Linked DNA regions of Homo sapiens: all the other regions are linked to region 1. The links are chromatin loops, found by intact Hi-C in ENCODE. Cell type or tissue: natural killer cell. All regions are shown on one strand.

Region 1 (5,000 bases):
CTGTCTGCCTCATTTCCATTATCTTTGTTGGTTCTTTCTCATCTCCTTAACTTTCAATGGGCTCTCCTCTGAATGAGGCTTACAGATCCTACTGTCTAACATTGAATTCTTCATGATCCCCTGAAAACTCATTCTTCCCACGGCTTTTCTCTTCTAGGTAAAGAACAACTCCATTTTTCAGTTACTCAGACAAAAAAGTTAAAATCTTCCTTAATTTCTCTCTTTCTCTCCACCCTGTATACAAATCATCTGAAAATTCTGTTTGCTCTACCTTCAAAATATGTCCAGAATCAGATCACTTTTTATTACTTCTACCAGCATAACCTGGTTCATGCCATCACTGTATCTTGTCTAAATGACTGCATTAATAAAAATGGCTACCATATATAGTGCTTACTGTGTGCCAGGCACTTCCCTTGTGCTTTGCATATGTTGATTCATTTACCCTTCACAACCGCTCCATAAGCTAGGTATCATTACACTATTACCCCAGTTTACAAAAGAGGAAACTGAAGGCCAGGGAGGCTGTGTGACTTGCCCAAGGTCACTCAGAGAATAAATAATAGAGTTGGTCTCCCTACTTCCACCCCGGACCCCCATGCAGTCTATTCTCACACAGCAGCCAGAATGATCCAAATGCAACATCAGTTACATTGTGCTCCTTCTTTACTCAAAACCCTGTGATAGCTCTCCATCTTATTCAAGTAAAACTAAGACCTTCAGTGTCTCTAATGTCCTACATCAGGGTTGACAGACTATGGTGTGCAGGCCATTCTGACCCATCACCCATTTTTGTAAGTAAAGTTTTGTTGAAACAGCCATGTTTATTCTTTTACATTTGGTCTGTGGCTGTTTTCACACTACAAGGGCAGAGTTCAGCAGTTGCAAGAGAGACCACGTGGTGCACAAAGTCTGAAATATTATGTTTACTGTCCGGCCCTTTACAGATAAGCTTTGCCAACCCCACCCTACACAGTTTGCCTCCTCCCCTGTCTCTGATGTTGCCCCTGGCCCCCACCCTGCCTGCCTTGATTCTGCTCCAGCCACACTGGCCTCCTTGCTTTCCCAAGATCTCACCAGGAACGCTCTGACCTCAGGCTCTGCCTTTGCTGTTCTCTCTGCCTGGAAGGCTTTCCCTGGGACCTGGAATGCTTTCCTCCCTCACTCCCTTTAGGCCTTTTAATCCTTTTCTCACCAGGGCCTTCGCTGATCCCCTTATCTAAAATTGCAACCCTGCCCACGTTCTCTATCCTCCTTCCCTGCTTTATTTTTTTCCCATTGCTTTTCATATTATCTGAAACACTATATATCATATTATTTATGTGTTTGTTGCCTGTCTCCCCCTAGTAAGGTGTAGGCTCCCAGAGGGCAACAGTCTTTATTTTGTTGTCTTATAGATCTCTAATGCCCAGAACAGTCGCTGGCACAGTGTGGGCATTCAGTATTTGTAGAATTCATGAAGGGATGGGAGACTTCTTCAACAGTCTGCTAACTAGTTCCCCTGTTTGTGGTTTCTTCTCTCTTCTAGTCCAACATCCACCCTGCTACTGGTAATCTGTCTAAACACAGACCTGCCTGTCCTTCAGTGACCTCCACTCCTGCAGGAGAAAGGCTCCTTCTCATGGCACCGTATGGCATTTTCCACCCGGCCCTGACCCTCCTCTCTAGCCCCAGCTCCACCTCCACTCCCCTCTCAAGACTTAAGGAAATAAGATGCAGAGCTGATGACTTGCCCAAGATCACACTACTGGGAAGTGATGGAATAGAATTTGAACCCAGACTGTCTTACTCCCTAGTCCATGAGCCTAACTACCAATCAAAACAACAGCTAAACACCCAACCTTTCACCAATACCTCATGTCCTTCTGTGATGTTATGGCATTCTCTACTCTGCTCTCTGTGCCTGGAATATCGTCCTCCCTTTTCTCTGCTGTCCACTTCCGTGCGTTCCTTTGGAAAACTCTCAAAATCTGACTCACAGGTCACCTCCTCTGGGAGCCTCCCTACACTTTACCTCCTCCTCTAGGCCCTGTCATGTCCAGATGCCCAGCACATGCCCAAATCCCAGCACTCACCACACGGCATGGAGGGGTCCCTATCGGCCCAATTTAAATGATAGGAATTAGAAATCGTGTGACACGCGATACTAATAAAGTCTGACTTGATGCCTACAACTTTGGAATAATGCAACTCTCACCAATTAAATAAAAAGAACTAAGGCTCACGTAATTTCGAAGCTGCCTATCCAAGTCCATTGCAAATAGCGTTTACATTCTTGCCACACGGTGGCGCCACTTTAGCCGGTAAGGTGAAATCCCTGACACGTCCTGTCAGTGATGTCTGAACCGGGGTGTTGTTTGCACACACCAAGTGATTGTGGTGGCTTTTATTCAGGTTTTATACTTTTAAATCTCTTTAAATATCTTGTAATAATGTCATTCATACATTCCATAAGCGGTAGTTCTATGACAGTGCTGAGAAACACTGTGGAAAATCAGTTAGGTTGGAAGGGAGGTTGTATGTTGGATGTGATGAAACCCCATGCCATGCTCTGCTGTTCAATGAGCAGGCAGCCCCCCAAAAAATAAGAGATGATACTGAGAATATAGGAATTATGGTTATAGATTGATGTTTCCCTAGAATATATTTATCTCTTTTTTTTGTCAGGGGAGGGGACGGGGTCTGACTCTGTTACCCAGGCTGGAGTGCTGTGGTGCGATCACGGCTCACTGCAGCCTCGACTTCCCAGGCTCAAGTGACCCTCCCACCTCAGCCTCCTGCGTACCTAGGTCCACAGGCACATGCCACCATGCTGGGCTAATTTTTTAATTTTTTGTAGAGACAAGGTCTCCTTAATTTGCCCAGGCTGGTCTCAAACTTCTGGGCTCAAGCGATCCGCCCACCTCAGCCTCCCAAAGTGCTGGGATTACAGGCATGAGCCATTGTGACCCCGCAGAATGCATTTCCATAAGAAATATTCTTCAGAAGAAACGTGCACTGAATGACGTGCACTTTGACTCCGGCCCTGCATGGTAAAGATTCATTTTTCTTGCTTTCTCAGCCATAAGCTGGGAGATTCCTAATGACTCGGCTACAGTTGAGCTGCTGCTTTGATTAGTGGTTAGGCTAATGGGCTAGGCAATCTGGGTTCAAATTCTAATTCCACCACTCCCCAGTAGTGTGATCTTGGGCAAGTCATCAGCTCTGCATCCTATTTCCTTATGTGTAACATGGCCACAGAACCGCCCTCAGCTCATGGGGTGCTGCGTGAGAGGTAAATGGAGCCAGTCTATGAGGGCTGAGCGCAGCTCTGGGACAGTGTCCCTGCTGGCTGGACATGAACCATGCTTCCCTTCTGCAGCCACATTAACCCAGCTCACAGCTGAGCCAAACTCCCAGACAGGGAAGGTTCCCATCACTTAGAGAATTGTCTCGCCCTCCTCTCTTGCCCTTTCTGACTCGGAGCTAGTGTGCTGACTGTGCTCATCTCAGAAAACCAATATGGTATTCAGCTCCTTGCCAATCCCATTTTGAACTCTGTGGGGAAAGTTTTGGGTTTTTCTGAAATAGTAGGAAAGGCCATTATAGCTCTGGTGGATCAAGGCTGGCAAGAAGTCGGCAAAGCCTTTGGGGACCTGTCTCTCCCGTTTGCCACGTCTACCTCTCCTTCCCTGGGCTGTTACGACCAACTCCTCACATCTCTGGAGACTTCACAAGGACCTGCTGCCTGACACATGGCACCCCGTGAGCCAGACCCAGAGTTCTCTCCTTCCCCCACCCTCAGTCAGAGCTCAGAGAGCGGGGCTCCATGGAGATGCCCTTGCTCCTCCTTCTCGGGAGGCGCTCTTGCCATCTTTGGGGAATAGGATATTTTAGGGACAAGTCAAAGGATGATAAAGGCTGGAAGGAGCTTACAGGGACACTGCTCCTCCCTCTCCTTGGAGTGCCATTGGCTAGTAAGATTTGAGATGGCCCATTTTGAGGGCTGAGGGTGGGAGTTGCTTCTGATTGCAAGACTCTGACCCGGAATCACTAAAGCAGCTGGGCAGGCCTGGAAAAGGGAGAACAGGAATGTATTAGTCAGGCTTCTCCAGAGAAACATAAGCAATAGGATGTGTAGATATGAAGACATTTATTGTAAGGAATTGGCTTACATGACTGTGGAGGCTGGGAAGAACCTCTTCCTGCCATCTGCAAGCTGGAGACCTGGGAAAGTCAGTGGTGTCGTTCAGTCCAAGTCTGAAGGCCTAAGGACCAGGGGAGCCTATGGTCCCAGTCTGAGAGCAGGAGAAGACAAATGTTGCAACTCAGGCATCCAGGCAGAGGACAAACTCAGCCTTCCTCTGCCTGTTTGTTCTATTCAGGCCCCTGACAGATTGGATGGTGCCACCCACCCTGGAGAGGGCTGTCTGCTTTACTCAGCCACCAATTCAAACACCAACATCATCCAGAAGCACCCTCACAGATGCACCCAGAAGTAAGCCAACTATCTGGACACCCCATGACCCAGTCAAGTTGACATGTAAAATTAACCACCCCAAGGAGATTTGCTCCTTAGAGCTTCACCTCTGCCAGGGTTCAGAACCTTTTCACTTTTTTCCCATGGACCCCCTATTCAGAAAGATTTTAGCTACCAAATTGCATTTTTAAAACAATCTCCTAATTTATTTCTCCATTGCACACATGCACATGGGTGAGTGGGTAAACCGAAGAGGAGTGTGAGGGAGGATTGTCAGAGCAGAAGGTGAGACAGGAGGTACCAGCCTTCCACTCTCTTGGATTCAGATGTATTGGTGAGGCAGGATAAGGAAGGTGAGGAGGCCACACTGACTTGTCCCCTGGTGTGAAGCCCCATGGGCTCCTTTCAAAGCAGGCCCCCCTTGTGCATCAGCACCTACCTGTAAGCAGTCCTACAGGCTACCGGCAGACCGCCAGATGGCTACAAGTTCCTGATACCTAGTACCACCTGAGAAAGAGAACAAAAACCCATTGTTCATGAT
Region 2 (5,000 bases), 1.3 Mb after region 1:
GGGGGAGTGATTTGATTACCAGAATCTGAAGAGGGCAGTTGTGTGGCAGATGCTGTCTGCTAAGAGCAGTGACCTTTGGTGGAGAGAAATGTCCTCACACAAAGACTCGCTAGGGAGGGAGGTGGGGGATAAATTATTGGACCTGTCTTTCCCCATGACCTCTGATCTCCTACTGCTATCTCCCAATGCCGGACTCAACCAAAAGCCAGAGGGCAAAGGAGTCCAGCAGGAGCCCACATAGGTCAAACTTCTGGGATATGCAGCAGGTAAGTAGAGGGAGTACAGCAGGTCTTCGAATAATGTCATTATGTTCAACGACGTTTCATTATAACGTTGATGAAAAAAATAGATTCCTGGCAGAGGCCACCGTGTGTGAAGTCTGCACATTCTCCTCATGACTGCGTGGGTTTTCTCTGGGTACTCCAATTTCCTCCCACATCCCAAAAATGTGCACATTAGGTGAACTGGTGTGTCTAAATGGTCCCAGTCTGAGTGAGTGTGGCGTGTGGGAGAGTGTGCCCTGTGAGGGAATGTCGTCCTGTCCAGGACTGGTTCCCGCTTTGTGCTCTGCTTCTGGGATAGGCTCTGGCGACCTGTAACACTGACCTGGAATAATTGGGAAAATAATTATCTTATACTTGTTTTTATTAATCTTTCTTAAATGTATGTATAGCTCACATTTATTATATTTCAAGGTTTAATATTAGAAGTGTTTTGGGTCTTTATTTAGATGTTTGATGTTTCGTGACCAGAAATATGCCATAGGAACTTATTTATATCAATTAGCCTACAGCTAAATTGATTTCTTTATATATTGTTTCCCTTAGTCACGGTTTCCAAGAATCTATCGATGACATTGAAGACTTACTGTATCTGGAGATGCAAACAGAAAATATCTAGCACACCTTCCCCCTAGCCTTGCCCTCCTCCGTTCTTTGTCTTGCAGTCATGAATGATCTTTCTAAAGCAGGAAATGATATTGTTCTGCCTCATCTGATGCATGTTGGTAGCTCCCCCTCTCTCAGGATAAAGTCTATACTCCTTAACATAAAATGCAGGGCTTAATAATTATCTCCAGTTCACCCCTCCAGTTTTAACTCTCGCCATTTTCCTCTCAACCTTTCCGGTTGAGCCATATGCAATTACTTTCAAACCTACAAGAGCATTCCTTTCTTTGACCTTTCTCATGTCCTGGAACTCTGCCTGGAATCATCCTTCTCCCCTTTCATTCTTCTTCACTTAACTAATTCTTACTCATCCTTTATTTATACATAGAAGGGGTTTCTCTTACCCAGCTAGATTTTGGGGGAATCTAAGCTCTGTTTCTGTGGCAATGCTTTTTTTTTTTTAGATGGATTCTCGCTCTTGTCACCAGGCTGGAGTGCAGTGGTGCAATCTCTGCTCATTGCAACCTCCGCCTCCCAGGTTCAAGTGATTCTCCTGCCTCAGCCTCCTGAGTAGCTGGGATTACAGGCATGAGCCATCACACCCGGCCAGTAGCAATGATTTTCTAAGTTCTGAAAGTAGTGGCATGTTAAGGCTGATATTTGGTAGTATTTTCATCTTTTATGCGGATTTTTTTTTATTCTCATGAGGTTCTAATTATATATGATAGGTACTTAGCCTACAAGGCGGTACTGAAAGTAATGAGTTGAGTTTTTAATGAGCTTATCAATATATAACTTCAAAGGGCTCATTTGAAAACCACTGAAACCTAATCTATATTCCTGGAATCTTGGGATGCTAAGATAGACTTCTAGGAGTCTTATTTACATTGAGAAATATGGGAGCTATTTCCCATATTTCCCAATGAGAAATATGGGAGCTATGATAAGTATTCCTTTTGGAAAGATGACTGGGCTCTGACAGACAGGAAATCAGTCACATGAGTGGAATGTAGACAAAACCTGCTTTTGGTCTGTGGGCTGAAGGATGAGAAGAAAATAAAATGTAATAAAGGTTTGTTTTTTCAAAACTATATAGTCATCTTCTATGTACCAGATAACATATTTTCTCCAAGTAGAAGTGAATTCACAATATTAAAGAACTTCTAGGCTGGGCACAGTGGCTCATGCCTGTAATCCTAGCACTTTGAGAAGCCGAGGCGGGAAGATTGCTTGAGCCTGGCCAACATGGTGAAACCACCCACCTCCCCCAAACTCCGACCCCCACAGAACCTCCCCACTTCCCCCACTCCGTCTCTACAAAAAATACAAGAATTAGCTGGGTGTGGTAGCACATGCCTGTGGTCCTAGCTACTTTGGGGGGCTTAGGCAGAAGGATGGCTTGAATCCCAGAGGTAGAGGCTGCAGTGAGCTGAGGTCGTGCCACTGCACTCCAGCATGGGCGACAAAGTGAGACCCTGTCTCAAAACAAAACAAAACCAAAACCAGAACAACATCTATTGAATGCTCCTTTGTCTGACTCTTTTTTTGACAACAAAACCCAAAACAAACAAACAAACAAACAAACAAAAAACCCCAAAGGCTCTCATAATGGAGGAACATGGGTGGTGGTTTAAAGGGAGATAGGATGTGTCCTGGCAAAATCAAGATGGAAAGTCTGCTTCTTCTTCCCCCTTAAGACCAAACATTCTTGTTGAAGAAGACACCCACTTCTGTGTCTCTAGCTCCACCTTGAGGTTTATCAAGAAATCACCTATTCCGGCCACAACGGGTGAATTAGGTTAAAAAGAGCCGAGATCTTTATGCTGTGCCAACAGCTCTTGAACTTGTACTTTGGGCCAGGCTCTGTAATAAGTGCTCTTTGAACATAATGACATTTAATCCTCACAATAATCTTATAACAAATGTATTTTATAATGAGGAAAATTAAGATTAAGAGAGTTTCAAGAATTCAGGACTGGTATAAGATCACACAAGTGGCAGAGTCAGGATTTGAACCCAGCATCTTCTAGGCCTTCGTTTTCGTTCACAAGTGTCTGTGTATACACTCATGTGCACATCTATCACACATGTTTTTCTTTTCCTTTACAACACACCTGTACATCAATCATTTTATTTAATTCTCACAACAACTCTATTAAGTGGGAATTAATATCCCTTTTTGGAAGAAGGTGAGGCTTAGAGAAATAACCTAATTTTCCCTAGGTCATATGGCTCTTAAGCAGTGAGTTTAACCCAGGGCTCCTTTCTCAACTATATGAATAACATGCAACTTCTCAAGCTGACTTGTGATGACTCCTCACAACTTCTTGTCAGTAGCTCCTTGATATTACCAAAGAATTCATCTGAAGACTTGCAAAACCCCCTACTTTAGGAGTGACACTGTAGAACATAATGTCCAAACAAGACACATGTACAATGAGAAGAGTACAGTAAAGCAACATTAAGACGTGGATGAGGTGGGGCACAGTGGCGCACGCCTGTAATCCCAGCACCTTGGCAGGCTGAGGTGGGTGGATCACTTGAGCTCAGGAACTCAAGACCAGTCTGAGAAACATGTTGAAACCCCGACATTACAAAAAATACAAAAATTAGCCAAGGATGGTGGTACACATCTATAGTCCCAGCTACTCGGGAGGCTGATGTGGGAGGATTGCTTGAGCTGGGGAGACAGAGGGACTTGGATGCTATAGGAGATTGACTAGGCTGATTTACTTTTCCCACATTTTCCCACAGACCAGCATCATGGTGCATGATCTAAACTGGCCCTGTAATGTTAAAAATTATTCCAGGTCAGGGACCACTGGGGTTCATCACTTTTGATTAATGGAAATGAATATTAATATTAAATCCATTAAATTCAAAATATATTTAGTGATGGTATGCTCCTACTGCTTGAATTTGCATTTTCTTTCTTTTTTTGTGTGATGTCCTCCTTTTGCCTGCAAACACTTTCTGTCCTTCTGCCAATGAAACAGAAAATTTGAGAGTTGTGAGATAAATGGTAACACCAAGTGCTGGAGGAAAGAAGACAGGTATCTGTCTGTACCTGGAGAGCAGGAGAAAGTTTAGAAACAGGGCTAAAGGACTAGGAAGTATTCTCTAGGTATAAATGTCTGGGTGTTAGGGATGGGAGAGAGTTGAGAGGACCTTCCAGGAAGAGGGAAAAGAAAGGGCAGATACAAGGAAGTCCGCACACAGAGTGGTGTGAGTAGGTTGTGTGGCTCCTGATGGTTGAAGTTTAAAATCAGAAGGGAGATTTGAATAGATGCTTACTTCTCAACAGGCTGCTCTGTTTTCTAAATATACCAGAGCAACAGTAAATAAGCATTTAATGCAAAACTTGCCCTCTTAAAACAGTGACTTTGGGATCATCAAAATTGCATTGTAACTGAAGACAACAGAAGCACAGGGGAGTGAATAGATGACCTCAGGACAGCTTATTCTGGGCTGAGATAGAATACAACATTCTCTCTCACTGCTTTTTTTTTTTTTTTTTTAAGTTCTGGGATACATGTGCTGAACGTGCAGGTTTGTTACATAGGGATACATATGCCATGGTGGTTCGCTGCACTTATCTAACCATCATCTAGGTTTTAAGCCCCGCATGCATTCGGTATTTGTCCTAATGCTGTCCCTCCCCTTGCTCCCCACCCCCTGACAGGCCCCAGTGTGGTGTTCCCCTCCCTGTGTCCATGTGTTCTCATTGTTCAACTCCCACAAACGAGTGAAAACATGCAGTATTTGGTTTTCTGTTCCTGTGTTAGTTTGCGGAGAATGATGGCTTCCAACTTCATGCATGTCCCTGCAAAGGACATGAACTCATCCTTTTTTATGGCTGCATAGTATTCTATGGTGTATATGTGACAATTTTTTTTATCTAGTCTATCTTTGATGGGCATTTGGATTGGTTCCAAGTCTTTGCTATTGTAAATAGTGCTGCAATAAACATAAGTGTGCACATATCTTTATAGTAGAATGATTTATAATCCCTTGGGTACATACCCAGTAATGGGATTGCTGGGTCAAATGGTATTTCTGGTTCTAGATCCTTGAGGAATCACCACACTGTCTTCCACAATGGTTGGACTAATT
Region 3 (5,000 bases), 340 kb after region 1:
TTTTAAAAAATATTTGCTGGCCGGGCACGGTGGCTCATGCCTGTAATCCCAGCACTTTGGGAGACTCCGTCTCAAAAAAAAAAAGTATTTACAATAGTATCAAGAACAGGAACAAATTTAACAAAATGTGAAAAGACTTTTATATTAAAAACTACAAAACATTGCTAAGAGAAGATTAAAATGACATAAATGGAAATAATTGTATGTATGTTTCATAGGGAAAAAAGTATTCATGCAATATTTGTGTAATTAAAATAATTAATTAAAAATAAATAAAATCCTTAACAAAGAAAATGAGATATACCCAGAACTAGACAGAGAAAATGGGTGTGAGTACTTTTGTAAAGAAATCTTGTTTCGATTCCAAGCAGGAAAAAATGTGCTTGAGACGATGCTAGCACACACGTAAAAAATCCAAGTTTTCCATTAATTACAAATCCACAAATTATATAACTTTTCTAAATGAGTTCAAAAGATTACAGGCTAGATCACTGCAGGGCACAAAGTCTTCCAACAAGGCGTTAATATGTAAAGCACAACCTTAATCAGAACATTTCCTTCTCTCCATAAATTTTGGGTCGAGCCTTCACCACTCAATCCCTCGAGTTCCCCAAGGGTGGCCCTTGGCGGGTTTTTTCCAAAGTGGGGCCAGAGGTCTGAACACCTGAGGTGAAATTCAAGTTCACGAGCAAGTCAACTAAATTTCAGAGCTCCCAACTTCCCTACATCGGTAAAATGGAGCCTAGCAAAGCCTACAAAAGACTAGGGGTTACCAGACTGCTTTAGAAAGGCGACACTTGGCCGGGCACGGTGGCTGACGCCTGTAATCCCAGCACTCTGGGAGGCCGAGGCGGGTAGATCACGAGGTCTGGAGTTCGAAACCATCCTGGCCAACATGGTGAAACCCCGTCTCTACTAAAAATACAAAAAATGAGTCGGGCATGGTGGCACGCGCCTGTAGTCCCACCTACTCGGGAGGCTGAGGCAGAAGAATCGCTTGAACCCCGGAGGCGGAGGTTGCAGTGGGCCCAGATCGCGCCACTGCACTCCAGCCTGGTGACAGAGCGAGACTCCGTCTCAAAAAAAAAAAAAAAAAGAAAGAAAGAAAAGAAAGGCGACACTTAACACACAGCAGGCGCTAAACACACATTCTTTGGGTTTGCATTTTGTCCAGAGCTAAGAGTAACAGGCATTCGGCAAAGGCTGGGGACGGGACGGGGACGGGGGCGGACGCGCGGAACTGAAAGAATCTCAGACTTCGGGTTCCAGTTCCCCCAGCCGGACTAAGCTACTCGCCCGGCCCCGGGCCCAAAGGCCTCAGGTGGTAACGGCCAAAGGGTCACCGCCTCCGCGGGGCGCTGCGTCCACAACACGGGTGGGGAAACGGTCAAGGTTTGCGGCGTTTGGGTTCATGACTGCAAAAACACCGTCCACTACGGGCCAAGCCGAGTGCCATGCCCTGCACCTACGTCTAAGCTCACAGCAGCCCGCACTGGGGCGAGGAATCCTGAGGAGGCTCGCCCCGGTCTCTGGGACTGGGCTCTCGCCGCGCTGCCTCAGGGCGCAAGTTCCACGCGCTTCGCCGGGCGCAGAAAAGCACCCCCCGCTCCGCGGCGCCCAGGCCGCCTCCCCCGACAACGCACCTCCGCAGCGACGCCTGCGCCTGGAAGGGGCTCGGCATCTAGACCGCAGCCCCGCGCGGGCCACACTCCCCAGCAAGTGCCTCGGCAGCGTCCCAGGAGACTCGCCGCGCTCGCCGGAGCTGGACGTGGCGCCGAGGTCCGCGTCGCCGCCCGCACCCCGGTGCTCACCTGTACCACGCAGCAGCCCAGGGCATCCTTCTGAGCGTCAGGAGGGACGATGTTCCGGGGCGTGTGGCCCGGGTGCAAGAAATGAACCATGGCAACCCCGGCGGCGGGGCGTCAAAAAGAGAGCCGGCGTCGAGCCGGAGCCCGGATCCCGCGAGAACCAAGCGGGCGGCTGCCAGGACGCGCCCACCACGCCTGCGAGGCACACGGAGCTAGCGCCGCGCCCTGCCGGCGAGCTTTTGAAATGCCCGGCGAGGCGACGCGCACGCGGGGGCCGGCCCGCCGCAGACCCCACCCCCCGGGCGGCCTCCTAGCCCCATCCGCCCTCCGACACGCCGCTGCCGGGGCCAACCGTTCTCCTCCCGCCTCCCCAGCCTCCCCAGCCTCCCCAGACCAACCTGCCACGACCCAGCCGCTCACCCACTCCTTCCCAGCCCTGCACCTCAGGGCTTGAGAGGATATTCCCCGAGGACCGGCTGTGTAGGTTTGGGGAATACTGTATATATATATACATGTACACACACACACACACACACACACACACACACACACACACATATTCATTATTTCTATATATGTATATATTTTTTAAAGCTTTCATACATTAAAATATATATTTCAAAGACTTTGCCCCTGAAAATCTGGCAACAGCACCTCTCTAACGGTCCTCTCTGTTTCAACTCCTTAGAGTATCTGGATAAATCAAATATAAAACGAATACAAAATATTGGCAAGTATCTACCAAAAAATCTATTTAGCTTTCTTGTTACTTAAAAAGTACTCGAGAAGACCCTTATAACCTGCTCCAAGAAAGAAACCCCGAGAGACCCTTCTAACTTTCTCCAGGAAAGAAACTCCACAAGTTAGTACACATTAGCTAATTTAAGAGAAAGCAATACCTTGGAAAAGGAAAGTTCTCAAGAGCATGAGCCTTGGAGTTTGAATCCTGAATTAGAATGCCCGCTCAGCCATCTAGTGTTTGAGAACCTGGAGCAAGATTCTTGATGTCTCTGAAGCTCAACTTCCTCATCAGTAAAATAGAATGAGAATGCTTTATCTCACAGACTTAATGTAAGGATTAAATAATGTATGTAAAACACATCACAATGCTTTTTACATAGTAAGTCCTTGATAAGTGGATTGGATTCAGATGTTAAAATTATTTTTAAGTACTTTGCCTAATGCTTTTCTTTCATTTATTTATTCTTTTATTTAATCCACTTACTACAAGAAGAAAAAAAATCCTGTGCTGTAGGTATCATCCCCATTTTTCTCACAGGGAAACTGAAGAACTGACAGGTTGAATAGACAACACGTTTTTTGGCCAGCTGATGAGTGGCCAACCTGGGAGTCAAAATTGAGTTTTCTTACTGCAAGTCCAATCAATATGCTTTTTTTTTTTTTTTTTTTTTAGACGGAGTCTCGCTCTGTTGCCCAGGCTGGAGTGCAGTGACGCGATCTCAGCTCACAGCAACCTCCGCCTCCTGGGTTCAAGTGATTCTCCTGCCTCAGCCTCCCAAGCAGCTGGGACTCCAGGCGCGCGCCACCACACCCGGCTAATTTTTGTATTTTTAGTAGAGACAGCGTTTCACCATGTTGGCCAGGATGGTCTAGATCTCCTGACCTGGTGATCCGCACGCCTCGGCGTCTCAAAATGTTGGGATTACAGGCGTGAGCCACCGTGCCCCCGCCAATATGCTTTTGTTAACGGTGGAGGGTGTTCATGTTCTTGGTGTCTTGAACAAAGAATTGGACAAAACGCACAAACAAGGAAGGAATGAAGGGATTTATTGAAAATGAAAGTACACTCCACAATGCCACAATGTGGGAGTGGGCCCGAGCACTGGGGCTCAAAGACCCCGTTACAGAATTTTTGGGAGTTTAAATACCCTCTACTTGGGGTATGCCCTATGTAAATGACGAGGATGAAGGAAAGTTACAGTCATTTCCTCGGCTTTTGCCCAATGGAGAGGATATTTCCTATTACAGCTGAAGTGTGAATTTCAGCAATTTTAACTTTAATATAGAACCTGGTAAGTTATGTTCTCATAAGGTTTGACTATTTCCAGCATATCTAGAGGTGTGGCCAACTGCATATGTCCCAGGCCTTACCGAGCTAGAAAACAGGCAAGTTAAACAATTTTCAAAAGCCAAGGAAGCAGTTTATGACCTTAAAGCATTTAGCAAACCTAATATTTGAACATAATTTTGACCACATGTTTACATTTTGAAGACATTTGTATTTTATCAATAATCTTTAAACCCATCTTTATTTCCCAAAGATTACCCAAGTCACATGAACTAAATAAAAGGCATTATGTTTTTCACTTTTCTGACAAAATATTTTATTTAAGCTCTTATTATTAAACCAATTAATTTAAAACGTAACACATGAGGCCAGGCACGGTGGCTCATGCCTGTAATCCCAGCACTATGGGAGGCCGAGATGGGTGGATCGCCTGAAGTCAGGAGTTCAAGACCAGCCTGGCCAACATAGTGAAACCCAATCTCTACTAAAAATACACAAAAAAATTACCTGGGCATGGTGGCGCATCCCTGTAATCCCAGCTACTTGGGAGGCTGAGCCAGATTTGCTTGAACCCAGGAGGCAGAGGTTGCAGTAAATTTAGATTGCGCCATTGCACTCCAGCCCCGGTGACAAAGCGAGACTTTGTTGCAAAAAGTAAAAATAAGTAAATAAAAGTGGCTGGGTGCAGTGGCTCACACCGTAATCCCAACATTTTGGGAGGCCAAGGCAAGTGAATCACCTGAAGTCGGGGTTTGAGACCAGCCTGACCAACATGGAGAAACCCCGTTTCTACTAAAAACACAAAAATTAGCTGGGCATGGTGGTGTGCGCCTGTAGTCCCAGCTGCTCGGGAGGCTGAGGCAGGAGAATTCCTTGAACGCAGGAGGCGGAAGTTGCAGTGAGCCGAGATGACGCCACTGCACTCCAGCCTGGCGACAGAGTGAGACTCTCTTTCTTAAAAAATAAATAAAAATAAAAAAATAGGGCCGGGCGCGGTGGCTCACGCCTGTAATCCCAGCACTTTGGGAGGCCGAGGCGGGCGGATCACGAGGTCAGGAGATCGAGACCATCCCGGCTAAAACGGTGAAACCCCGTCTCTACTAAAAATACAAAAAATTAGCCGGGCGTAGTGGCGGGCGCCTGTAGTCCCAGCTACTTGGGAG
Region 4 (5,000 bases), 170 kb after region 1:
GTGGTAGTAATACGACTGTATGTTTATCAAAACTTGTGGAAATATAATACAAAGAATGAATTTTACTGTATGTAAATTATACCTTAATTTTAAAAAAAGAAATACAAAACAAAGTTGGGCTTTAAAAGGGGGTTTTATTTAACAGAATATAGAATACATACCTATTCTCAGTCTGTAGCACAAAAGCTCCTCTCTTACGTAAAATGAATAGGATGTTATAATACAAAGTTGATATTCATGTTCAAAACTGGTCTAAATTAAAGTTTAATTGTGAATTAAATGTAGTTGTTCACAGCCCTTAAATGTGACCTCTCCTCTTCATTGTTCACAGCCTGTGTTGCAACACTAAACATTTCTCCTCCACACTCCTACAACAGCTTCCTAAGCATTCCTGGCCTCTGGTCTCTCCACCACCAGCTCAAAGTAATGTCAGACTGATCTACCTAATGTGTAATATAGTCACATGATCTTTTGCTAAAGAATATCTTTCCATATTCTATAGGATAAATTCCAAACTCCTGAGCATTGCATCTGAATCATTTCAAAACCATAATCCCACTTTGTCCCTCTACCCAGGCACACACAAAATAATCTACTCTGTACCCACACAGCACAACCACTTGTCAAACCTCCTTGTATTTTCAAATTTCTATACCTATTGTACAGACTTGGAATGCCCTTCCCCTATACTTCTGTTGGGCAATCCTAGTCATCTCAGTTCAAATTTACTTTCTTCATAATAATTTCTTCCTCTGAGCTTCTACAGCATTTTGAAAAAAGTATGTTGCCTTCCCCATATATTTAGAGGACCATACAAGACTCTGTCTCAAAAAAGAAAAAAACCCCACAAAAACTTAAGATTCAATACTTTTTACTCCCATTCAATAAACATATGAGAGACTCCAGGAACAAGAGATGTAAGTCACAGTCTTAGGCCTCAAGGATTTCATATAATAAAGGGAATTAAAAACCGGATACAGTGCAACCAAACCAACTAGATAGTACCCAAAAACATACAAAGTGCTGTGGATATTCAAAAAGAGATGGTATTTGAGACGGGCTTTAAATTATAAGTTTTACAACAGAAATTATATTCTGGGCAGAGAAAGAGGAGAGGACAAGAGAAGAGATCCAAGAGCTTACAGAAGAATAACATAGACTCAATAAAAGAAGTGTGTCTCCATGTATACATATGCAACAAACCTGCAGGTTGTGCACATGAACCCTACAACTTAAAGTATAATAATAAAAAAAAAGAAGTGTGTCTCATATCCTTTGTTGGAGAAACAAAAAAGTGTGAATAAATGATTAAATAATTACCAAGAATTTCAAAAGAAAAAAGGGAGCCAATTAATGTCAAAAGCTACAGCCGGGTTAAAGAGAGTAAATAGGGAAAATAAAGACAAAGTTATTCAATTTCATTTAGATCCTGGTGGCCTTACCTGACACTGACCTCAGTGGTGAGGTAAAAATTAGACTGTGAGGTATTCCGGCTTGGAAAAATAAAGGTGGCTCAACATAAAAGGCTCATCATGAACAACAACAATTAAGGCAAGGAGAAAAAGAGATCTAAGGGAAGACCTGAACATGTATGCTGACAGAGGGAAAGGAGTCAATGGAAAGATAACCAAGTTACAGAAAGTGACTGGAAACAAAAGCATGGAACAAGGAAAGCTGAGCCTTTGACAGGAGGGGCGCTTTTTTCCTCTGGGGAGGAACATTTCTTTGAGAGATAAGCAAGGGAGTTGAGGGATCCTGAGTGGGATGCGAAAGAAAGTGCCTGCAAATTGAGGAGCATGGGCAGTTGAAGGAGAGGAAGAAAGTCAGCAAGAGACAAAAAGAATTCTAGCATCAACGAGGGCTTATTAGCTGGACTCGGAAATACAAATTTGCAAAGATCCAATCAGCACATTTAGTGACTCCCTAAACCACCTCAGAAGCCTGGAAGGCCATGAGGAGACCTGCCTAAATAACTTAGGTTGCTAGGGCCGAGACCCATACCCAGCTAGCTCAGGCTTCTAGTTCAGTACTCTCGTGACTATCCTGGGTCCTTTTTCAACAGAATTCACCTAAAGTTGGTTAAATTTAAAACCTGATGGCCACTTTTAAAGCCATGTTCTTAAAACAATGTAATGAGATACTTTTCCTTAAATACTAAGACAATAAAATAAGAAATTTTTACATGTAAAACATCATCAACTGTGAAAAGTCAGAAGGATTAACTGACACACAAAACTCTGAATGTCACTCACCTGGCGGCTTCCGGAAAACCCATCTTGTAGAGTGTTACAACCACAGCTCCTCCAATGCCTAAATTATGCTGCAGAGCCACCTTTGCACCAGGAACTTGCCTCTTTCCGGCTTCCCCTCTCAGCTGCCAGCAGAGTTCTGCACACTGAGCAAGACCTAACAAATCGAACACAGAGCACTGAGCTGCTTCCACCAGCTTTCTCAAGCCAGAAAAGGGATGTTTGTGACTTTAAATTAAAGCATTTGATTAAGCCGAGGCCACGTTTGTGTAAATAGTAACTTCTCTTAAAACACCGAAGGGTTTTGCAGCTAGTTATTTTCTCTCTAAATTTCTTTCCTGCACTCTTTCAACTTAACCTGTCGTTTTCTGGCATGTTGAAAGAGAAAACACCGAATCTACAATTCTCTAGTCCAGGGAAAATGGCATAAAAATAATTTAATTTTACCATTTTTAATGTATTAAAAGAAAATAAACAAGGATTTGGAAGTTCACATTCCCTAAAAGTTTAGCTGGTATGGGAAATTTTTCCTATTATTTTCCTCCAAGTAGTTCCCAACAACAATGAGTTGTTTTCCAGACCTATTCACAGATATTCACAAGAAAGGTTCTGGATTCAAAAGGATAACATTCTGTCCCCTGAATAATAAAATCAAAGATGTTTAGAGCTGAAAGGAACTTACTGATGTAAACACTGAGAAACAGAAAGGTTAATCTGTGAATGGTTACAAAGCAGGCTAATTTCAGAGGTAAGGTTAGAACCCATGACTCCAGATGTATATTTGTTTGCCTTTCTATCGGACCAGCTATTGAAGGAGAGCTGGGTTAAGAATGTTCTATCAGGGCCGGGCGCGGTGGCTCACGCCTGTAATCCCAGCACTTTGGGAGGCCGAGGAGGGCAGATCACGAGGTCAGGAGATCAAGACCATCCTGGCTAACACGGTGAAACCCCGTCTCTACTAAAAATACAAAAAAAAAAAAAAAATTAGCCGGGCGTGGTGGCAGGCGCCTCTAGTCCCAGCTACTAGGGAGGCTGAGGCAGGAGAATGGCGTGAACCCGGGAGGCAGAGCTTGCAGTGAGCTGAGATCGGGCCACTGCACTCCAGCCTGGGCGACAGAGCAAGACTCCGTCTCAAAAAAAAAAAAAAAAAAAAAAAAAAAAAAAGAATGTTCTATCAGGGCAGACTGGTCTGCAGGTCTACTACTTACAGTGCCTATTCTTCCATACACATCCCCAGCCACAACTTCCAATTCCTGAGTACCTGTGACAATTTCCTGTATAAACCCCAACTTCCCCAAGAAATTTAACTGCTGCTTTTCATTTCTAAGCAGTGTCTATATATTTACAGACCATGTATCTTAAACACTATTTAAAAATAGGTAGCTCCCAGTGTGGACAACATAGCAAGACCTCATCTCTACTAAAAATAAATTTATTTTATTTATTATGTTTGAGACAGAGTCTTGCTCTGTTGCCCAGGATAGAGTGCAGTGGCACGATCTTGGCTCACTGCAACCTCCACCTCCCAGGTTCCAGCGATTCTCCTGCCTCAGCCTCCCAAGTAGCTGGGACTCCAGGCATGCGCCACCACTCCCAGCTATTTTTTTTTTTTTTTTTTTTTTTTTAGTAGAGACGGGGTTTCACTATATTCGCCAGGCTGGTCTTGAACTCCTGACCTCGTGATCTGCCCACCTTGGCCTCCCCAAGTGCTGGGATTACAGGCATGAGCCACCGCACCCGGCCTAAAAATAAAATTTTTTTAAATCAGCCAGGCATGGGGACACATGTCTGTAGCCCTAGCTACTCAAGAGGCTGAGGAAGGAGGATGGCCTGAGCCCAGGAAGTCAAGGCTGCAGTGAGTTATAATCATGCCACTGCACTCCAGCAGGGCAAGATTATAGGGGGAGACCCTGTCTCAAAAAAAAAAAAAAAAAAAAAAAGGTAGCTCCACAACTGGTAATAACTTTTTGAATTGTGAACAATTTAGAAATTAATGAGGAAGGTCAAAGTGAAATGACTCTATTATACCCAAACTTGGGGGCAATCAGTTTTACTGGAAATCTGCCTTTATAAATGAATATGTAAGACAAAAAAGACAAAAAATATTCAAACTGGTCTTAGATACGCTGCTAGTTGTCTTCACAAAAGAACAGATGCAATTTACAACTATTTGAGAAAATACTCAATCTCACCATTGATAAAAATCAAATAGATACCATTTTACACCAATCAAATTGGTAAGAATATGTAAAAATGGGAATAATCAATGCAGGGGAAACTATGGCAAGATAGCCACCTCTATACAGAACTGGTCAAAGTTTAAACCAGGACAACCTTTTTGGAAAGCAATGTACAAAGTTATGAAGAGTCTTTAAAATGCCTTCAAAACCATTCCATGGAAATAATCAAATGTAGGGAAAGTTTTACACACAAAGCTATCTGTTCATCATACTGTTATAACAGTGAAAAACTAGATAATCTAGAAGTGAAGTAACTGGGGAATGGTTACGTAGAGAGGGGCAAAGGGAGCAAATGCTCCTTGGCCCTCTGAAGGTTTCCTGAAAAATCAACTTGTAAAAGTCAGATTAATTAGAGAAAGGGTATACAAATTTATTTAACATGTATACATAGGAGCATTCAGAATAAAGACCCAAAGATACAGGGGAAGTTGTCCATTTTATGCTTAAGTTCAACAAAGTATGGAACAGCCCTATAGAAATATGATTGGACAAAAAGCATATGATCTAATGC
Region 5 (5,000 bases), 75 kb after region 1:
ACGTGCAGGGAGGCACAGGGCAGAGTGTGTGGGTATTTGATAGGCATGGCTATTAACGTCCCCAGGCACGTTCTGTGTTTTATGTAGCTGCCACCAGGAGCACGGACCTCATGGGACAAGCAGAAAAGTCTTCCCGTGAAGGCTCAAAGCCAAAAGAAAATGTACATTTCCCCATTTAATAATCAAAGGTATAATTCTTGATTAAAATCTGCAGGATAAATTCATTGGTTATTAGTATGAGCACACACGAGTCAGGACTTGCTTTTGGCTGCCAGATCAGCAGAGGCTTAAGTAAGGTAAGGTTTGCATTTGTTCCTGAAGAACAGTCCAGAAGTGGGAGGTGGGCAGCTGGCAGTCACCAGGGTCCCAGGCCCTGCCCTCCTGTGTGCCGTGCCATGCTTAGCACCTGGCTTTCATCTGAGTCTCATGGTCCATGAAGGTTGCTCAAGCTCTAGCTATTATCCCCATGTTCCAGGCAGAAAGAAGAAAGTTGGAGGAACGGACCAAAGGGTCCTGGCTGAATGGGCACCTCCTTAAGAGTTTTCCAGGAATCACCACCCAACGACTTCCACTCACCTCTCGATGGCCACCCCATTAGCAAGAGAATCAGAGCTTGATGGCAGGTCCCATTTGGTCCCCACAACATAATAGGACTTCTGTTAAGGAAGGACGGGAGAATGGAGACTGCATAGGCAACTAGCTGTCCCTGCCAAGGCCCACATTTAAAATGATTGTAATTGTAAAGGAAGTTGTAAAGAAATGTCTATATAGGTATAAGTTCCATTTGGCTTCTTACGAGCTTCCAAATGTTCTCCGTGTGTGTAAACTGAGTCTTGAAAGAGGGGAAGAGGGTTACCGAGGACAAGAGTGAGTGGGAGGCGACCCAGGTGGAGGCAGTGTGAGTGTGGGGCGGCAGGTTGGAGGAAGAGCAGGCATGCAACGGAAGCCTCTTACCAGATGCTCACCTCAGAGTTGGCATTTCTCACAAGACACACTCCTAGAAGGGGACTGTGAAGACAAAGATACAAATGCTTTTAGAGAAAGGTTGCTGCCAGGACCATGTGAGGGTGCCCATCTCACCAAACCTCCCACATTGTGCACTGTCATTTGAAAAATACTTTGTCAGTTTGACAGGTGGAAATATCTTGAATTTGTTGATGAAACTAAACATTTTAAAAAGCATTTTTGGCCACTGACTTTTCTTCTTTTGTAACACGAATTGCCTGGTAGTATCTTTCCATCGTTTTCCTGTCGGGTTTTTGTGGTCTATTGGTTTACGCAGCAAATATTTACTGAGTGCTTGGTATGTGCCGGGAACTCTTCCCGGGGCTGGAGACACAACAGTGAACAAACACAGAGCTTCCGCCCTCCAGGGAGCTGATATTCTGATGAGAGGAGATAGTGAAGGTAGAAACCAGGCCAAGATTTGTAAAAGCTCTTAGTAGATTTAGGATGGTAGTGCTTGGTCACGCAGTCTCTCCAGCTCGTCACTTGCTTTGTGGTTTTATTTGTATTGCAATCTGTCTTAGCTTCTCAAGCATTCAGCTTTCCATTTTAGCATAGTTTTAGGTTTACGGAAAAGTTGTAGACAGTACAGAGAGATCCCACACACCCTTCACCTGGCCTCCCCTGATGTTAGCGGTTTACATAACTAGGGTACGTTAGTCAAAACTGAGAAATTAAATTGGTACAACACTATTAACTAAGTTACGGATCTCGTTTGGATTCCATCAGTTTTTCCACGAATGTCCTTTTTCTCTGTTGCAGGATCCAATCCAGGATGCTATGTTGCGCTTAGGGATTTCTTTATTTTCATGTAGTAAAATCTATTGATTTATTGCTCATTTTGTTCTTAGAGAGTCATTTCCTATACTGAGACATGATAAGATCTCAACCTATATTTCTTCTAGCTTTTTATGGTTTCTTTGCCTTTTTTTTTTTTTTTTTTTTTTTTTTAGTCAGAGTCTCACTCTGTCCCCAGGCTGGAGTGCAGTGGTGCGATCTCAGCTCCCTGCAACCTCCGCCTCCCGGGTTCAAGCAATTCTGCAGCCTCAGCCTCCTGAGTAGCTGGGACTACAGGCGAGCACCACCACACTCAGCTAATTTTTGTATTTTTTAGTAGAGACGGGGTTTCGCCATGTTGGCCAGGCTGGTCTCAAACTCCTGACCTCAGGTGATGTGCCCACCTTGGCCTCCCAAAGTGCTGGGATTACAGGCATGAACTACTGTGCCCAGCTGGTTTCATTTTTCAAAGACTTATTTATTTCTTTAAACCTTTTGGAATTTATTTTGGTGTAAGCATCTAACATCTATTTTTTCCAAACCGTTGGTCAGCTGCACAGCATTCTATAATGAATCCTTCGTTTCCTCACTGATTTGTGAAACAACTTTTATCAAGTACGAAACACTTAGAGGTGCTAGTTTCTGTTTCTAGGCTACAGCTTACATGGACTTTTCCATCGACTGCTGTGTCAGTATCACAGTTTGACAGTTACTTTTTTTTTTTTTTTGAGACGGTGTCTTGCTCTGCCGCCCAGGCTGGGGTGCAGTGGCGCGATCTCGGCTCACTGCAAGCTCCGCCGGGTTCACGCCATTCTCCTGCCTCAGCCTCCTGAGTAGCTGGGACTACAGGCACCCGCCACCGTGCCCAGCTAATTTTTTGTATTTTTAGTAGAGACGGGGTTTCACCGTGGACTCGATCTCCGACCTCGTGATCCGCCCGCCTTGGCCTCCCAAAGTGCTGGGATTACAGGCGTGAGCCACCGTTTTTTATCTAGTAGGAAAGACTCCTCCACCTTTAGCTTTATAATAAAATATGTTACTAAGAATAATGAGCCCACCTATGTGCGAGGTCCCGTGTTAGGCCCCACAGATAGGACATGAACAACCAAGTCCCACCTGCAAGGCGGCCACTATATGGGGGAGGCAGACAGGTGAGCCAGTGACCGCACGGTGGTGTGGCGGAGCAGCAGCGACCTACACACAGAAGGGCCGCAGGGTCTCGTGGGGCAGTCAGGGAGGGCTGGACAGAGGAAGAGGTGCTTGATCTGTGGTAGATTTGAGTAGTTCACCAGACCAAGAGGCAGGCAGGGCATTCCGGGCAGAGGGAACAGTGTAGACAAATGCCTGGCTCTGGAAAGTATGTGGCACAGTCTGGGGGCGGCAGGTGCTGGCGCTGTGGAGTGTCCATGATGTAGTGGGTGAGACTGCAGAGGAGGCTGGCCTGAGGAAGGCCCGACCACCAAAGGAGATGTCCAGATGACCCCAAGGCCACAACCCCCAGGGCCCTCCTGTCCTGGGCTCTGGAATTTTTCAATTGCTGATTCTCTTCCTAGGAACATGTTCCCAGCCAACCTAGTAGAAGCCACATTCAAACAGGTGAGTGAGTCTCTGGGCAGTGGAGGGGAGGGAAGGGGCAGCAGGCAGGAGGGCAGGCAGCAGGGCTAGTGGCATGGCTGGGAAGTGACAGGTGTGCTGGCCAGTCACGCTGTCTGCTGGAGGTGGGATGCTAGAGGGGAGGGTACGCTGGGGAACCTAGATCCTTAGAGACCCCCATGGCCACATCCCTGTCCTGGGTTCCAGTTTTCATGATGAAAAAGTGTGGGGGTGGAGAGAAGCCTTCACTGAGTGCCTGCTCTGCTTCCACATACACCATCTCGCCCATCCACACAGTAACTCGGCACTGAGGTAGGATGAGCCCCACTTCCTGAAGAGGAAACTGAGGCTCCGAGGAGTCAATGATTTGCCCAAGGTTATACCACTAGTAAATGACAAAGCCAGTAGGTAAACCCAGGCCTATCTTCTTAGCCTGTTTTCTCTTTCTTTTTAAAGTAATCATTTTTCCCCTAACAAGAATAATAATGATGTTCACTGTAGAAAATTAGGAAAATACCAAACAATATAAAGTAGAAAACAAAAATCATCTCTAGTTCTAGTACATAGTCCCTGGTAGCAGAGGATATATTTCTGGTCTTTTTTCTTCTGCTTATTTTTAAATAATATTATAATCATAGTGCATATACAGTTTTCATCTTGCTTTTTTTCACTTCCATTATATCCTGAGCATTTTCCCCGGTTATGAAATATTTCTTAAAAGTACAATGTTTAGTGGTACTACAATGGCCTGTGATAAGGCTGCGCTGTAATTTATTTCCCACTCCCCCTTTCAGTGTTCCCTTAGGTTGTTTTCAAAGTTTTTCCTTCGTCGAAATTGTGGTGAATGTCCTTGTGCTCAGTCTTTGCCTGCCCTTTGAATAATTTCCAATTCTTTTTCCCTTTCTAAACTGTCAGCTGGTTGGTTGACTTAATCCAGCAAGGGTTTCCTGAACCCCTTTCCTGGGCTGGGCCCTGTGTTGAGCCTGGGGACACAAAGGAAGTGGCTGAGGTATAGAGAGGAGGCTTCTGAATAGGGAGCTGTGAAAGCTTTGGCATATCGCCGCGTCTCTCCTGACATCCATGAAATAAGCCAGATTGTGAAGGGGACTGAATGCTAGGCTAGGGAGTTTCTATTGTAATTGGGAATCATTGAGGGTGTGAGAGATAAAGAGAAAGAATGTTGCTCTACTCTGTAACTCTCTGGAATGCCCTTTCTCTTTTGGCAAACTCCTACCCATCCTTCAGGACTCAAGTCAAATGTCCCCTTCTTTGTGAAGCTAACTCTTTCAGCCAATTAGTCACTCCCTCCGCAAGGCAGAAATCATGTCAGGTTCATTTGTGTATCTCCAGCAACCAGCACAGAGTGTTCAACGTGATGATGACGATGATGGTAGCAGTAATGCTTCCATGGGGCTTAACATGTACCAGGAACTGTTGTAAGCACTTTATATACATCGTCTCATTTCATTTCATGCAGTAGATGCTATCACGGTCCCATTTTACAGAGGAGGAAAAGGAAGCAGAGACTTCAGGTCTCATATGTTTCCTGAGTGGTTGGCCTTATCGATGCAGTGATGTTTGAGGGGAGAGGAGGCTCCCTTTTTGGGCTCCCAGTACCTGAGGGA
Region 6 (5,000 bases), 54 kb after region 1:
TTGAAAAATTCAGATGTCAGGCCTGACCCTGAGCTGACTGAGCTAGAACCCCAAAGGGTCCAAGCAGAGGTTTGCTTTCAGAGCTCCGAAAGTATTCTGAGGATTTTAAATCTCTTGATTGTCCTGGGGTCAGACCTTCTGGCTCCACAGCTTAGGAGCCCAGCAGGAGGCTGTGGTGCTCCCATCCCCAGGGGCTCCAAGCTGTGACCCAGGAAGGCAAGGGTTTTCTGCAGTGTGTCCTGGCTACAGGGCAGTAGCGGGGGAGTGGGGGGATGGGGGCAGGGGGTTACATTTGGGCTCACCAGCTTCCAGTTCCAACCATCTGCAGGTCTGGGCCTCGAAGCCTGGCTCCCATGACATCTGTTCCCACCTCCTCTCCAGGACAAACAGCCACCCTTTCCCCATGCCAAGCCCTGGAACCAGGCTGGTCACCCACTAGTCCCACAGCATGCCACAAGGGTCTATCTCCACACTCCTGCTCCTGCCCAGCCCCTGCCATGCACGCCCTCTTTTAATTCTTTTAATTTAAAGTCTCACTCTGTATTCAAGACCTAGCTCAAGGTTCTGTGTGGGAAGTCCTTCCACCTCCCCATTTGTTGGTAAAATGGATGATGATCTGTCTCCAATGCTGACGCTGTGTGTGACCTGCATGAGCTGAGTGTCGTTAGCTCAGTGACCTCACGGTCGCAGCTGGCATGCCACACAATGGGGGACAGGCATCTTTTAGTCCAGTAGTGACATCTATGTGAGCAAACCAACTAGTATCCCTATTCGGAAGAGCCACTCATCTCACTGAACAAGAAAGCCACTGTCAAGGGGTCGGGCCAGCGGCATGGCCCCCTCCGTGGGCAGGGTCGTGTGCATCTTTGTTTTTTTCTGAGATCCCAGGAGGGGATCAGGTCATTGACCCCCTTGTCTTTCACACTGACCTCTGCCTGGTACTCAGCGTGACAGATTCGTTCAGAAGTTGGAGATCTAAACAACAAGCAAAGGGAGGTGGTGAGGTGTAAAGAAGTGTGGGTGACTGCAAGGGTGGACGTGAGGGCTGAAAGGCCCCTGGGCTGCCATGGAGGGGTCACAGGCACACCTTGCTCTGGAGAAAGGAGGCCCAGTGGGAGGGCAGTGGGGCCAGCGGGGTTGGAGCTGAGTTCAGTCACTCTTCCCATAATCTGGCATCTTCCAGCTGTGGGCTCTTTTTTTTCTAGAATTTCTCCAACCCAGCCCCTGGCCCAAGTCCCTCCTCAGACATGTGTGCTTCAGTCCAACTGAGTGCAGCCCACGCTTGACCAGTGGTGGCTTCATCTGTCACAATGTGGCGGGGGAGCAGGAAGCATGGGCGGGGGTGGTTGAAATCTGCAAAGGCTACAGGGCAGGAACAGGGCTTTGGAGTCACCCTCTAGATGTGCAAATGTAAACAAGCCTTTTAGCATCTGAGCCTCAGTGTCCTTATCTATAAAGTGGGAAGAATACCTCCTTCACGAGGTTATTACGAAAAGTAAGTAAGAGAATGTACGTGAAGACCCAGCATGGCTCCTGGTACGTTATGGATGTCCCATGTTTTTCTTTTTTCTTTTTTTTTTTCTTTTTTGAGACATAGTCTCACTCTGTCACCCAGGCTGGAGTGCAGTGGCATGATCTCAGCTCACTGCAATCTCCACCTCCCGGGTTCAAGCAATTCTCCTGCCTCAGCCTCCCAAGTAGCTGGGATTACAGGCACCCGCCACCATGACCAGCAAATTTTTGAATTCTTAGTAGAGACGGGGTTTCACCATGTTGGCCAGGCTGGTCTCGAACTCCTGACCTCAGGTGATCCGCCCACCTTGGCCTCCCAAAGTGCTAGGATTACATGCGTGAGCCACCATGCCTGGCAGATGTCCCATGTTTTTCTAACTTATTAAAGCATCACCAGGCTCCTCAGATGTGTCATGAATGCTCCCCCAGCCCGTGGCCACCTCTGTCACTGCTCTCAGCAGGAAGCCCCTTGGATGGCTTCTTCCATCTTCATGGTTCTAATTAGCACCTGCAGCTCACCTGTCCCCTGCCCTGGAAAGCCACCCTTGACTGAGGCACACCCGGGTGCTCCCTCAACACTGGTACAGACCATGCAGCATGCCCTGCTTCACCTGAGTCGTGCACACCTGCACATCCACAGGGCCTCCGCAGGGGCCCTGGCCAGGTCCTGCCCACTTCTCCATGATGCACTCACCTGGCACCCAGAGCCATTCCTTGCGCCATGACAGTCAGAGCCTCCTTATCTGTCATGAATTCCTATTCTTTTTTGTTTTTAATTGAGACAGGGTCTTACTCTGTCCCTCAGGCTGGAGTGCAGTGGCATGACCACAGCTCACTGTAACTTTCAACTCCAGGGCTCAATCGATCCTCCCGACTTAGCCTCCCAATTAGCTGGGACTACAGGCACACGCCACCATGCCCAGCTAATTTTTTAAATTTTGGGTAGACATGGGGCTCTCACTATGTTGCCAAGGCTGGCCTTGAATTCCTGGGCTCGAGGCATCCTCCTGCCTTGGCCTCTCAAAGTGCTGGGATTACAGGTGTGAGTCACCGCACCCTGCCCAATTCCTATTCTTACTGCCTCTTGCTTTTCTATGCCCTTCACTCCTACAACCAAGCAGCCTTCATCAGCTTCCCATTCACACCAGCATTCCTTGCTTCAAGTAGTGCCTTCAGTTATCTCCTGGTTCTCTGTGTGTGTGTCTGTGTGTATTCGTTATCATTGCCGTGTAACAAATTATCACAAACTTAGTGACATAAACACACTTCATGGTTGCCTCAGTCCCTGGGCCAGCAGTCTGGGCGGGCTTGGCTGAGTCCTCTGCTCAGAGTCTTAGGCTGCAATCCAGGTGTCCGCTGGGCTCTGTTCTCATCCGGAGGCCCAACCAGGGAGAATCCGCCTCCATGCTCCCTCAGGCATGGACAGAAGTGATTCCCCATGGCTGCTGCCTGAGGGCCCAGCATTGACAGCTGTGCAGTGGAGCCACTCAGGTTCTAGAGGCTGCCTGCAGCTCCCCACCCAGCTGTCTCCACAGGCAGCTCACAGCATAGCACTGTAGGTCATCAAGGCCAGCAGGAAGCCCGGTCCTCACCAGTCTTCTGAGTCAAAGTCTTCTACCACATAACCACAGGGAGACATCCCACCACCTTGTTGTGTTCTCATAGAAGTCACAGGCACTGCCACACTGCGGGAGGAGGATATACCAGGGCTTGGGTCATCGGGGTGGCCTGAGGGCCTGTCCACCTCCTTCTCTCTCCTGGAACCTTCCTTCTCTCTTCCTCTGTCCCCAGAGCAGCTGGATGTCTTTCAGAAGTCACTTCTGCTCACCTCTCTCCCTGGAGCCGGCTTGGGTTGAGTGGAGCCACTGCTCAGCTTCTGTCCAAGTAGTTCATCAAGAACTTTCTTCTGAATAAGGACTGCTCCCTTACTGTAAAAATAATTCTGAAGAATATAACTCTCCCCCTTTCATCTGATTTCTCACTGCCCCATACAGGGCCTGCTACTGCCTGTGCCTGATCAATACATTTTCAATGAATAAGAAGCAGCAGAGGGCAGCGGCAGCAGAGTTCAGGGAAAGTCTCACCATCAGCATTTGTATGGGCCCTGGAGGACAGTTAGGAGCTGAACTTTAAAGATGTTTTCATATTTTAAAAAATTAGATAAAGCCCTGGCAACATAGTGAGACCCCATCTCTACAAAAAAAAAAAAAAAAAAACTTTTAAAATTAGCCAGGCATGATGGTGGGCACCTGTAGTCCTGGCTACTTGGGAGGCTGAGGTGGGAGGATCGCTTGAGCCCAGAAGGTTGAGCCTGCAGTGAGCCATGTTCATGCCATTGCACTCCAGCCTGGGCAACAAAGCAAGACCTTATCTCATAAAAAAAAAAAATTAGATAAGCAAATTACAAACATTTTGGATAACAGAGAAGAAACCATCCTCTCACTCCACATTGCTAATTCTGCCACTGTGATTTCTTCTCTACAAGGTTTGTTCTTATTCTTACTGGTGAATTCACCAGATGTGAGGTGAGGTCCTTGGCTGATGGGATCAGAAGCCCAACTGTCTGGGCCCCAGAGCTGGTTGGGCCTGTCCCCCGATGCTAGCAAGGGGCAATCAAATATGCCACATACTGATTTATTCATTCCCAGAGATCAAGACACTTGCCAGCAAGGACAGTCATATGCAGGCTCTGGCCAGAGCCTCTCTGTGGGCTTACCATGCAGGGAACCCACTGGTGAAATCTGCTTGCTGGTGGGTACATTTAGTTATTTAACTGTATAACCCGGCGTAACTCCAGGTTTGCGGTTTTCAGTTTATTTCAGCCCTCCCACCACCCCCGCCTTATAGTGGAGTCCCATCATATGTGCATTTAACTTAAGTGAATTCAATTACATGTGCTCTGAAAAAGGGAGAAAATCATTTAAATGAGACAGGAGACTCCTCCTTCCAAGGGCTCTTCCCCAGGTGAGGGCCACGAGAGAGGAGGGCCTGAATTGCCTCCACCAGCCGCTGTGCCCAGGCACCTCCTGAACAGTGAGCACCTCCCTGAAGCCAGAGAGTTTCTAGGGCCTGCAGAGGGGTGGGTGTTTTAGATCACGGCCTCTGAGTGTATGCTGATGCTCTCATCTGGTGTTTGCTTAAAGAAACAGCAACCCACTCCAAGGCTGGAAGGGAAACTGTCTTGAATGAACTTACACAAAACTATACCTCCTGGACTCTATGGGCAACTTAAGAGATTTTCAAAGGCAAAATTAATTACACTTTGTTTTTGCTTTACTGACTTGAAACTGAATACACTGAATATGGTCCTACTCCCCTGTACTAGCAGGAAGCCCAGTGTGTCCCTCTGGAGGCCTCCACCCCGTGGCCACAGTCAGCTTATTTCATTCAGTGGAAGCTTCTGGTGTAAACAGAGCTGGAACATGGGGTCCTGCCACCAGCCCTGCTGCTCTGGTTCCCTCCACGGGGTGGCCCTGTGGAACGCAGGT

Evidence for each region. Peaks named below come from ENCODE experiments on the same cell type or tissue, not always from the same donor. Only the 100,000 strongest peaks of a DNase experiment are listed, where the experiment ranks them.
Region 2: a loop joins it to region 1, with 14 times the contacts of the local background. A loop is called at or near these places in 4 of 110 quality-filtered maps.
Region 3: a loop joins it to region 1, with 4 times the contacts of the local background. A loop is called at or near these places in 12 of 110 quality-filtered maps.
Region 4: it touches region 1 in a loop (10-fold over the local background); 31 of 110 quality-filtered maps call a loop at or near these places.
Region 5: it touches region 1 in a loop (4-fold over the local background); 8 of 110 quality-filtered maps call a loop at or near these places.
Region 6: it touches region 1 in a loop (10-fold over the local background); 6 of 110 quality-filtered maps call a loop at or near these places.

The regions. Positions count from the first base shown.
Region 1 is chr1:53,179,482-53,184,481 of GRCh38, reverse strand. It overlaps LOC105378724 (a long non-coding RNA gene), which reads right to left and starts at 4,039. Exons shown (of 3, transcript XR_947347.2): 1 at 3,916-4,039. RefSeq lists an enhancer at 2,349-2,398. In natural killer cell, CTCF peaks have their summits at 2,072 and 2,279 (motif pointing right); a DNase peak (open chromatin) is centred at 2,291; H3K27ac peaks cover 542 bases.
Region 2 is chr1:51,894,673-51,899,672 of GRCh38, reverse strand. No RefSeq gene overlaps it. Among named protein-coding and RNA genes, the nearest start is that of NRDC, 18 kb to the right of the region's middle. RefSeq lists an enhancer at 1,147-2,346. In natural killer cell, CTCF peaks have their summits at 2,435 and 2,661 (motif pointing left); a DNase peak (open chromatin) is centred at 2,642; H3K27me3 peaks cover 1,032 bases.
Region 3 is chr1:52,839,785-52,844,784 of GRCh38, reverse strand. ZYG11A (zyg-11 family member A, cell cycle regulator) reads right to left here and starts at 2,025. Exons shown (of 14, transcript NM_001004339.3): 1 at 1,812-2,025. The coding sequence starts at 1,901. RefSeq lists an enhancer at 851-1,444 and a silencer at 1,946-2,275. In natural killer cell, no CTCF peak of the experiment used is centred here; DNase peaks (open chromatin) are centred at 1,644 and 2,024; H3K4me3 peaks cover 398 bases; H3K27me3 peaks cover 1,866 bases.
Region 4 is chr1:53,012,296-53,017,295 of GRCh38, reverse strand. SCP2 (sterol carrier protein 2) reads right to left here. Exons shown (of 16, transcript NM_002979.5): 12 at 2,253-2,406. Among named protein-coding and RNA genes, the nearest start is that of PODN, 47 kb to the left of the region's middle. RefSeq lists an enhancer at 2,396-2,485. In natural killer cell, no CTCF peak of the experiment used is centred here; a DNase peak (open chromatin) is centred at 2,365; H3K4me3 peaks cover 1,357 bases; H3K27ac peaks cover 678 bases.
Region 5 is chr1:53,104,110-53,109,109 of GRCh38, reverse strand. SLC1A7 (solute carrier family 1 member 7) reads left to right here. Exons shown (of 11, transcript NM_006671.6): 4 at 3,336-3,378. Among named protein-coding and RNA genes, the nearest start is that of SLC1A7, 36 kb to the left of the region's middle. RefSeq lists enhancers at 2,662-3,161, 3,162-3,663 and a silencer at 3,059-3,266. In natural killer cell, no CTCF peak of the experiment used is centred here; a DNase peak (open chromatin) is centred at 2,439; H3K27ac peaks cover 1,504 bases.
Region 6 is chr1:53,125,767-53,130,766 of GRCh38, reverse strand. The region is part of intron 2 of SLC1A7 (solute carrier family 1 member 7); the gene reads left to right. Among named protein-coding and RNA genes, the nearest start is that of SLC1A7, 14 kb to the left of the region's middle. In natural killer cell, no CTCF peak of the experiment used is centred here; a DNase peak (open chromatin) is centred at 3,086; H3K27ac peaks cover 2,510 bases.